Linked DNA regions of Homo sapiens: region 1 is linked to region 2. A link is a loop called in an ENCODE intact Hi-C map of the cell type or tissue named here. Cell type or tissue: prostate gland. All regions are shown on one strand. Links, peaks and the distances in the headings refer to the core of each region. The heading gives the core; the rest is flanking DNA. Region 1 overlaps SLMAP (sarcolemma associated protein). Region 2 has its middle 10 kb from the start of FLNB.

Region 1 (5,381 bases), core at 171-5,170, 130 kb before region 2:
CTAAGGCAGAAGAATCACTTGAACCCAGGAGGCAGAGGTTGCAGTGAGCCAAGATTGCACCACTGCACTCCAGCCTGGCGACAGAGCAAGACTTCGTCTCACAAAAAAAAAAAAAAAAAAAAAATTCAGTTTGAAAACCACTGGTATAGATAGATATTTTGAATTGATTTGCATAGTCTCCTTGAATGTGTTAAATTATGCTGAAAGTATGAAAGCAGGATGTAGGTGGTACTACATATTAAATAAGATTTCTATAAAAAAAGATTTTAGGTATTGCTGAATAGTTATTGATGTAAAAATTTGGTAACAGTTGAAATTTATAGTGAAAATAAGGTGTCTGTATTCCATTTAGCCCAACCTCCATTACTATAGATAATTGAAAGCCTGTAAATGCTGACATAGTTCCTCTGGATGAATATGTAGTCAGTGCTTCACAATAGACATTTCTAAAATATATAACAGGAAGTAGATGAGAATCAGCAAAACCCATGATATTCAGATGTTTTAAAACCTAAAACTGCTTATCATTAGGCCATCTAAAAGGCAGGGCCCAGCTATTTAGTGCTGTGCTGGAACAAGCCCAGAGAGAATCTGGGAATGATCTCCCTTTTAGCTTTCAGGGATGCTGTTAACTCTGCTTTAGCTGCCATTCCCTCTATCTATGAGACATCTAGGATAAGGACAGATCAGATCATAGGGTAATGATAGGGTAATGTCTAGTTGGTCCTTTAGAATCTTATAACTGAGGAAAAAAAAAATCTTATAACTGTTTGTGAAGGTCCATCTTGGTTTAATTCAAACTATGGATTGAGTGCCTAGAAGATATGTGTTTGTTAGAGAAGACCAGAGCATACCTCCGTTGGTTAACCTATGATAGTTTTCAAAGTTGGTCTTGTTAAAAGGAGATTGTCATTGTCCATTTTTGTTGCTATAAAGGAATAGCTGAGCCTGGGTAATTTATAAAGATAAGAGGTTTATTTGGCTCACAGTTCTGCAGGCTGAAGCTTCAGGCTGCTTCCACTGATGGCAGAAAGCAAAGTGGAGCTGGTACGTGTTCCATGGTGAGAGAGGGTCTGGGAGAGGTGCCAGGCTCTTTTTAAAAACCAGCTTTCATAGGACTAATAGAGTGAGAATTCACTCATTACCATGAGGACAGCACCAAGCCATTCATGAGGGATCTGCTCCCATAACCCAAACACCTCTCATTAGACCCCATCTCCAACACTGAGGATCAAATTTCAACATTGAGGCTTGGGGGACGAACATCCAAACTATAGGCAGAGAGGTCTTTTTGAATAGTGATTGTACTGTCATCTCGTTACTAAATAATTTTGTTTAAAATTTCAGAATGTTAACATGATAGAACTTCAAAATTGAAATGATAGTAATTTTAGGGAAAAATCTTACTTCCCTCTTTAAAAATACGATTTTTTTTTCCACATTGACCCTTTACCTCTGTGTGTACTGAGCCTACTTGCTTCCTCCAAGTTTCTCTCTCCTGGGTGTTATGGAGGAATAACCCAATGCAGATAATTTTTGACATCAAGCCTTTGTCTTTATCATCTTTACTGGTTTAGAAATGTCAGGTTAGCCGGGCGCAGTGGCTCATGCCTGTAATCCCAGCACTTTGGGAGGCCAAGGTGGGCTGATCATCTGAGGTCAGGCGTTCGAGACCAGCCTGACCAACATGGAGAAACCCCGTCTCTTCTAAAAATACAAAATTAGCTGGGTATGGTGGCGCATGCCTGTAATCCCAGCTACTTGGGAGGCTGAGGCAGGAGAATCACTCGAACCCGGGAGGCGGAGGTTGCCTAGGCAACAAGAGTGAAACTCCATCTCAAAAAAAAAAAGAAAGAAAGAAATGTCAGGTTTACAGATAATGTTCTGTAGAACATTTCTTTTCTACAGAACAAACTTTTCTTAGAAGTTTAAGTGAATAAAGGCATTCCTGGGGCTCGCTCTTAAAACAGAGTTAGGTTTGTTAAATAACTGAATTTTCTTATTTTTCTAGGTAGCAGAGGGAAAACAAGAGGAAATCCAACAGAAGGGACAGGCTGAGAAAAAAGAATTACAACATAAAATAGATGAAATGGAAGAAAAAGAACAGGAGCTCCAGGCAAAAATAGAAGCTTTGCAAGCTGATAATGATTTCACCAATGAAAGGCTAACAGCTTTACAAGGTAAGTAGCTAATCCAGAAATTGATTTTATTTTATTTTTTTTCTTGTTATCTGTGAAATATCTTTTTTTTTTTTGGACTTTTATTTACAGTACGGTTAGAACATCTTCAGGAGAAAACTCTTAAAGAATGCAGCAGCTTGGGTAGGTGGCATCCATATTTCTTACTTAAACCTGAATTTTATCCTTAAACTTTTGACCTTGTTTACTGTCTCACACTGCATTTTTTAAGGGATGTTTTATGTATTAGGTATAAAGTATCTATATTCTTTTAGAAAATTTTCTTTAAAAATATGCTTGATTGCCACCAGTGGGCACCATTGTTTTCCTTGAGATGAGTGAAATTTCTGCTCTGAGATCTTCTACCTCGGGATATTTAAATAAGAAAAGTACATGAACAGCAGGATCCCTTTTAAAGTGTTCTATACAATCTTAATCTTAGGAATGCAGAATGCCATGGTTACACTTGAGACCACATTTAAAGTAATACTTCTTTGATCAGGCAATGATATACTGTCTTAATCCTAGGGATACAAGTTGATGACTTCTTACCTAAAATAAATGGGAGCACAGAAAAAGGTAGTGTAAAAAACTTAAATATATATATACTTTTTATGATATCATTTTAGTATTTAAGCAGGATAAGGAGTTCAGGGTTTTAAGTGTTTGGAATGAAAAGCATGCTCTCACAGATCATTGAACCCCATCATTTAAAAATCAAGCTTTCCTTTATTTTGTAAGAGTTGATGCTGTGATCAATTCTTAGATATCCCTTGTTATATGGAAATTTCAATTACTCAAATCAGAAAATTATTAAGTTCACCTTTAGCAATATATAATATAGATCTTTTTCCCCACTCTGTTTTTCGAAGAGCTGTACTACCATTTTGTTTCATCAAGTTCTGCCTCCAGTGATACTTGACCCCCATTTAAAACATTCGAGTTTATTTAACAGCTTATTGAGCCCTTGGACATATCATAGAAACTACTTTGTTTATCCATCTGTTTCATTGATCAGAGAGAACAGGGTCAGTTTTTTCTGCCATCAGAAAAATCTTTTATTAGTTGTTGGTTCTGTGACCCTTCTTTCTGGACAGCGTGGGTTCTCTCTTGCCAAAAACATATAGCCACTATTGGTTTTCCTGTCACTACACGGGGTACTTTTTACCCAGTGACCTCTATTATCCTTCAGTCTTGAAGATCCCTAGTCATTCTCCTTCTCTCCCCTTCCATCTAACATTAATTGAGCACCAACTATGTGCCAGACCCTGCGCTAGGTGCTTGGAGTACAGTAGAAATTAAACTCTTTTCTGTGTTTACCAATCTATGTGCCTTTCATCTCAGTTTTCTACAGAAGTTAGTCGAAGATATCAGAGTTGATACCCAGAACTTATTAAATATTTTTTCCCTTAGCCAGGCATTGTGGTGTGCGCCTGTAGTCCCAACTACGTGGGAGGCTGAGGTGGGAGGGTCAGCTGAGCCCAGGAGGTTGAGGCAGCAGTGAGCCATAATTGTGCCACTGCACTCCAGCCTGGGTGACGAGCAAGGCCCTGTCTTTAAAAAAGAAAAGAAAAGAAAAGAAAAGACAAAATATTTTTTCCATGTATCAAGGGATATCATAATAGTTCTTGGGCAGCAATCAAACTGGTAGAGTTAGGAGGTGGGTTTTTTGGTTCTTTTTTGGTTTGGTTTTGTTTGGTCAGGTTTTAATCAAGAGCTGGCAGTATAGGCTCAGGTAATTGTGTGTATGTTAGCTGCAAGGTCAAAACCTTATTTGCATATGTAATGAATTTTGAAACTCTCAAGAAAAATGTTCATTAATCATTGCTGTTTGACTATTCTACGTATGTTTTGTAAAATGCATTGACTTTTTAAAATTCCAATTTGATGGAATTTAAATTTGAGAATTTTTAAAGGTGTAGTTTATATTCATTGCGATCAAGCAGATCGCTTGAGCTCAGGAGTTTCAGACCAGCCTGAGCATCATGGTGAAACTTTATCTCTACAAAAAATACAAAAATTAGCCACGCATGGTGGCCACACACCTGTAATCCCAGCTACTCAGGAGGCTGAGGTGGGAGGATCACTTGAGCCCAGGAGGTCGAGGCTGCAGTGAACTGAGATCATGCCACTGCAGGCGATGGGAGTGAGACCCTGTCTCAAAAAAAAAAAAATCATGTCCGGGGCAGTGGCTCACACCTGTAATCCCAGCACTTTGGGAGGCCAAGGCGGGTGGATCACTTGAGGTCAGTAGTTGAAGACCACCAAGGTCTGGACAACTTTGTGAAACCCTGTCTCTACAAAAAATACAAAAATTAGCTGGGCGTGGTGGCACGCTACTGTAATCCCAGCTACTCTAGGAGGCTGAGGCAGGAGGATCACTTGAACCTGGGAGGCAGAGGTTGCAATGAGCCCAGATCGTGCCACTGCACCCCAACCTGGGCAACAGAGTGAGACTCTTGTCTCAAAAAACAAAACAAAACAAAACAGTCAATCAGTCATCACCCTCTTGATTTTATATTAATAATGTTAGTATTAACCCAAGCTGGGAACCTGCTATTCATTCCTTCAGTTAAGAGAATCGTTTTATGTACATGGAACCATCTTTATACTATTTAGAGTTGTAAAATTACTGATTCATTTTTTTCCAGTTCCAGTTGGTTCAGATGAAAATAATAGTAGACTGTTTTCATATTGTATTAATATAATTGTTAAAGACTCCTTGATTTTAAGAATAAATATTTTAGATACTTAAAGGTAACTCCTTGCCATAATTATTTTTTCCTTATTTGTGTGCTTGCTTTTTTGGTGGTGATATATTGAGTTACGGTATGATAGTGACTAATAGAATATTTTAAAAGAAACTAAGCAATAAATTTCTAGATGTACACGAAAACTTAGTTAAGGGTGGACTTTGGAATAAGATGCGTCACTTAATTCCATTCCAAATCACTTATAATAATGAACCAATTTTCAAGTATCCCAGTATTACCAATGTCCATACCCATATTATATAATTTTAACTAAATTATTCTTTAAATAGTAGAGAGCCAAATATAGTTGTAAGAGAATATTTTTAAATATCTGAAGATGTTAAAATTAATAATACTAATACTTTCAGTGAATCCCATTTTAAAAATTAAATATAATGTAGCTACTAAAAGCACAGGTTTTGTACTGTAAATTTTTTGTGTGTCTTATCTA
Region 2 (5,381 bases), core at 134-5,133:
GTCTTGAAAAAAAAAAAGTAAAACTTATCATTTTACCTCATCATGATTGCCTTGGCCCACTGCTATAAATCCTTTCAGGGTTTATTTTTTTTCTTATCCATGTACAGAACTGGACTGAGACATATAGGTGCCCTGGGCAGCCTAAAAAGTTGGCATCCCCTCAACCTGATATTTGTAAGATAGTTTTTCAAAATGTATTTAGGCAGAATGTGGAGAAACCAATTTTCTGTTAATGAAAAATAACATTCCTCTTTCTTTTCAAAATAAAGGATTTATTACAGGCACAGAATGTAAGCTGGCCTTTTGACTTATTTGGAATTGTCTTGGAATTGTAGTTCTCCAAGCCAGTCAGCTTTTTGGAGCTGCCTTTTTTTTTTTTTTTTTTGAGAAGGAGTTTCACTCTTGTTGCCCAGGCTGGAGTGCAATGGCACGATCTCAGTTTACTGCAACCTCTGCCTCCTGGGTTCAAGCGATTCTCCTGACTCAGCCTCCCGAGTAGCTGGGATTACAGGCATGCCACCACACCCAGCTAATTTTGTATTATTAGTAGAGACAGGGTTTCTCCATGTTGGTCAGGCTGGTCTTGAACTCCCAACCTCAGGTGATCCACCTTCCTCGGCCTCCCAAAGTGCTAGGATTACAGGCATGAGCCACAGCACCCGGCGGAGCTGTCCTAAAGGGAATAGGATCAGGAGCTGCGCTAACAAATCACTAGGTCTTGGGCGCAGCATGCAGCCTGGACCAAAGACTAAACTGACGTGACCTGACAAGTCCTGAGAGAATCTGTAGCTGGACTCTAGTGCTGGGGAGGAGGGTGTTTTCGTTTCCCCCAGTGGGTGCTATATACCTCTGATCACCGGGGGTTACAGGTCCACCTCATGTGGAAACCTGAGTTACCTGGCACCGTGTTTCCATTTCTTTCAGTCCTGTTTTGGCTCCCCTCCTAGACTGGTTCCCTGGGAGGCTGCCCGGCTGATGAGCAACTTAATCCATACATACATTAACATACATTAATCCATACATTAACATATATTAGTGCTTTTTTTTTTTTTTTATTTACAGACAGAATCTCACTATGTTGCCCATGCTGGTCTTAAACTTCTGGGCTCCAGTGATCCTCCTACCTCAGCCTCTCAGCCTTCCAAGTAGTTGTAGAGATGGGGGTCTTGCTATGTTGCCCAGGCTGGTCTCAAACTCCTGGGCTGAAACAATCCTCCTGCCTCAGCCTCCCAAAGCACTGGATTATAGGTGTGAGCCACCACACTTGGCTGTTAGTGCTTTTTAAATTGTTTTAACTTTACTTTTAATTTTTCTGAGACAGGATCTGGCTCTGTCACCCAGTCTGGAATGCAGTGGTTTCATCTCAGCTCACTGCAATCTCCACGTCCTATGCTCAAGCCATCTTCCCACCTCAGCCTCCTGAGTAGCAGGGGCTACAAGTGCACACCACCATGCCCTGTACTTTTTGTAGAGATGGGATTTTGCTATATTGTCCAGGCTGGCCTCGAACTCCTGAGCTCAAACAATCTGCCCACCTCTGCCTCCCAAAGTGCTGGGATTACAGTTGTGAGCCACTGCACCCAACTGCTATTTTTGTTTCTAAAATGTGCACACAAATTAAATCATACAAATTCATGCTGGTCTGTAACTTGCTTCTCCCCTCCTCCTGCTTTACAATAAATATTCAGATAAGCCTATATAGATCCATTACATTCTTTTAAGAAGTACAGCTGAGTGCAGTGGTTCATCCCTGTAATCTCAGCACTTTGGGAGACCAAGGTGGGAGGATCACTTGAACCCAGGAGTTGGAGACCAGCCTAGGTGACATAATAAGACCCCATCTCTAAAAAAAAAAAAAAAAAAAAATTATTTTAAAAGTGCCAAAGTAGCCCATCTGATGGATGTACTGTAATGCAGCTCCTTTCAAACTTGAATGAGCACATGGATCACCTTAGGGGTCTTGTTAAACTGCAGCCCCTGATTCAGTGGGTCTGGGTGGCACCTGAGATTCTGCACACTCCCAGGTGACGTCCAGGCTGCTAGTGGGACCACATTTTTTTTTTTTGAGACAGAGTCTTGCTCTGTCACCCAGGCTGGAGTACAGTGGTGCTATCTTGGCTCAGTGCAACCTCTGCCCCAGATTCAAGCAATTCTCCTGTCTCAGCCTCCCGAACAGCTGGGATTACAGGCATCTGCCATCATGCTCAGCTAATTTTTGTATTTTTAGTAGAGGCGGGTTTCACCATGTTGGCCAGGCTGGTCTTGAGCTCCTGACCTCAAGTGATCCGCCTACCTCAGCCTCCCAAAGTGCGGGGATTACAGGTGTGAGTCACCTCGCCCGGCCCTAGTGGGACCACATGTTATCAGTCCACTAGTGAGGGATATTTAGCTTGCTGTAAAAAGTGCTGCAATAAACTTCCTTGAAGATACATTCTGGAGTGCTACAGAATAGGTTTTGGAGTTAGAAAGCAAAAGGGTGGCTGGGCGTGGTGGCTCATGCCTATAATCCCAGCACTTTGGGAGGCCGAGGCGGGTGGATCACTTGAGGCCAGGAGTTCCAGACAAGCCTGGCCAACATGATGAAACCCTGTCTCTACTGAAAATACAAAAATTAGCCAGGTGTGATGGTGGGTGCCTGTAATCCCAGCTACTTGGGAGGCTGAGGCAGGATAATTGCTTGGACCTGCGAGGTGGAGGTTGCAGTGAGCCAAGATCGTACCACTGCACTCCAACCTGGGTGACAGAGACCCTGTCAACAAAAAAAGGAAAGAAAGAAAGAGGAAGAAAGAAGAAAGAAAAGAAGGAGAAAGAAAGAAAAGAAAGAAAGAGAAAGAGAGAAAGAAAAGAGAAAGAAAAGGAAGGAAAGAGAAAGAGAAAGAAAAGAAAAGAGAAAGGAAAAGAACGAAAAAGAAAGAAAGAGACAAAGAAAGAAAGAGAGAAAGAAAAGGAAGAAAGAAAGAAAGAAAAGCAAAAGTTGAGTTCTGATGCTGTCACTGTGTGACCTTGAGCAAGTCACTTCACCTTTCCGAGCTCTCCCCACTCCATAGCAATTCAATGAGTGATCATAAACGCCTCCACTCTTTTAGATAATAGGGATAAGAATAAACACTCTGTTCTCGGGCGCTCTGAGAATAATACTGCTAACTCTGGCTGGCGGAGGAGTAGATGAGATAAGGACAGAAAAGGGCTTTGTCAGCGTAAAGCCATTCGCAAAGGGGAAGCTCTGTTCCAGTTGGAAGGCAGACTGGCTTTGCCAGGTGAGCAGTAGCTAGACAGTTTTCTTTAGCAGAAAAGTGCTCTGTGGCATTTGTCTGCAGTTAAAACAAAATAAAACAGAGTCACACAAAAATCTTCTAAAGAAGTGAAAGTCAGACTGGGTGGAGGAAGACAGCCCACTCATTTGCAAATTGCACATGTGAGATTCTAGTGAGACTAAGGTGGGGTGTGAGGCATGCTCTGGCCATGGGTTCCACCTTGGGCTGGGAAGGGCCAGTGGGAGGAAGTTGAGGCCCTTAGCAGGCCCTGATTCCCCACCTCTGCTGAGGAACAACACGCAGATGTGGAGTGAAGGGTGGCTGCCGCCTTCATTCTCTTACCACAGAAAGGTAAGCTGTGCTTTGGGCAGTTAGGGCTGTGTGTTCTGAAGGATTGAAGAGATCTCCAAGATGCAGAGCTGGCTTCTAGAGTCGGTTAGACTAGGGTTCAAATTCAGATTCTGACACTTAATACCCACAGGAGCTTGCATAGGGGACTTTCTCTTTGAGCCTCAGTTTCCCAACTTGTGCTACAGGGATGATAATGTTAGTACAGTAGTTCTCCTTTGTCCACAGTTTCACTCTCCATGGTTTCAGTTTGCTACAGCTAACTACAATAAAAAAAACATGGAAAATTCCAGAAAGAATTCATGTTTTACATTGCACACCGTTCTGAGTAGCGTGATAAAATCTCACCCTGTCCCACCCTGTCCTGCCTGGGACGTGAATCATCCCTTTGTCCAGTGTGTACACATGCTGTCTACGCCACCTGCTCATGGTCCTCTTAGTTATCAGATTGAAAAAGCATGGGAAATATAGGATTCAGCACTGTGGGCAGCCTCACGCATTCACTGGAGGTCTTAGAACATGTGTGTCACAGATAAGGGGGGACTATTGTATCACACTCAGTAACACACACAGTATTCTTGAGATTTAAAAAAGGATGCGGTGGCTCACGTATGTAATCCCAACACATTGGGAGGCAGAGGCAGGCAGATCACTTGAGTCCAGGAGTTTGAGACCAGCCTGAGCAACATGGAAAGACCCCTATCTCTACAAAAAATACAAATATTTGGGCGTGGTGGTGATGTGCACCTGTGGTCCCAGCTACTCACAAGGCTGAGGTGGAAGGATCGCTTAAGCCTGGGAGGTCCAGGCTGCAGTGAGCTGCCATGACACCTTCGCAATCTGCCTTGGTGACGGAGTGAGACCCTGTCTCCAAAAAAAAAAAAAAAAAAAAAAAGAAAAAAGAAAAGAAAAAAGATAACCCATGTTAAGATACTTAGTGTGGCATTTCTTACATCTGTGAGGATCAAAGGAGAGACTATAGATACAATCACTTAGCCCACTGTGTGAATAAACAGACAGTAGAGAATTGCTGTCATGAAAATTGCTCTGCCCTGCCCCTTCTGATCTCCACCTTGGCTGCTGGATTAAGAGTGGGAGGGTTGGAGTGAAGGCCTGTGCCTTCTTTTTTATTTTTTGAGTCAGGGTCTCACTATGTTGCCCAGGCTGGTCTCCAACTCCTGCGCTCAAGAAATCCTTCCACCTCAGCCTCCCGAATGGCTGGGATTGCAAGGATGAGCCCCCCGGCCGGACTCCCATGCCTTCTTCAAGCAGCCTGCCTGCCAGCAGCCCCTGCCTTATCTCAGGTCAAGGCTGGCTGGTGGCGCCATTTTGAATCTGGAACTGCAAAATGCCATTATCTTTTGCTACCTGGTGGGGAAGGCCTGCCCTCTCAGCACTCCTCCTCTTCTTCCCACCTGAGTGGGCTTCCTCCCAGCACCCTACCCAGATGGTCTCAGGACCTTCACAGCCAGACTGGGGCTGGGGGGTGAGCACACCCACCTGTCTAGGGAGCTGTTGAGAAACCAGCTCCTCCTTCCTCTCAGGGTGGAGGCAAAGGAAATATGCTTCTTTATATTTTGCTTCTCTTTCTTGGTGGCAGGGTGTGGACATTGGTGTAAAATTACAACTGAGAAGGCCCCCGCCCTGGGGTGAGGACTCCTGGGGCCCCACCCTGGGGAGGACATGAATTCATTTTGCAAGTCCTGACTCTCTATCTCTATTTCCTTTGGAAAGCGGGCTTCTAAATCTGGAACCTTCAGCCTGCATTCTTTGGATGTT

Evidence for each region. Peaks named below come from ENCODE experiments on the same cell type or tissue, not always from the same donor. Only the 100,000 strongest peaks of a DNase experiment are listed, where the experiment ranks them.
Region 1: it touches region 2 in a loop (4-fold over the local background); 12 of 110 quality-filtered maps call a loop at or near these places.

Annotation. Positions count from the first base shown.
Region 1 is chr3:57,862,537-57,867,917 of GRCh38, forward strand. SLMAP (sarcolemma associated protein) reads left to right here. Exons shown (of 25, transcript NM_001377540.1): 11 at 2,012-2,180; 12 at 2,271-2,321; 13 at 2,706-2,756. Among named protein-coding and RNA genes, the nearest start is that of SLMAP, 110 kb to the left of the region's middle. In prostate gland, for the core only: a CTCF peak has its summit at 2,508 (motif pointing right); a DNase peak (open chromatin) is centred at 2,496.
Region 2 is chr3:57,995,629-58,001,009 of GRCh38, forward strand. No RefSeq gene overlaps it. Among named protein-coding and RNA genes, the nearest start is that of FLNB, 10 kb to the right of the region's middle. RefSeq lists an enhancer at 2,189-2,764. In prostate gland, for the core only: no CTCF peak of the experiment used is centred there; a DNase peak (open chromatin) is centred at 3,183; H3K27ac peaks cover 2,389 bases.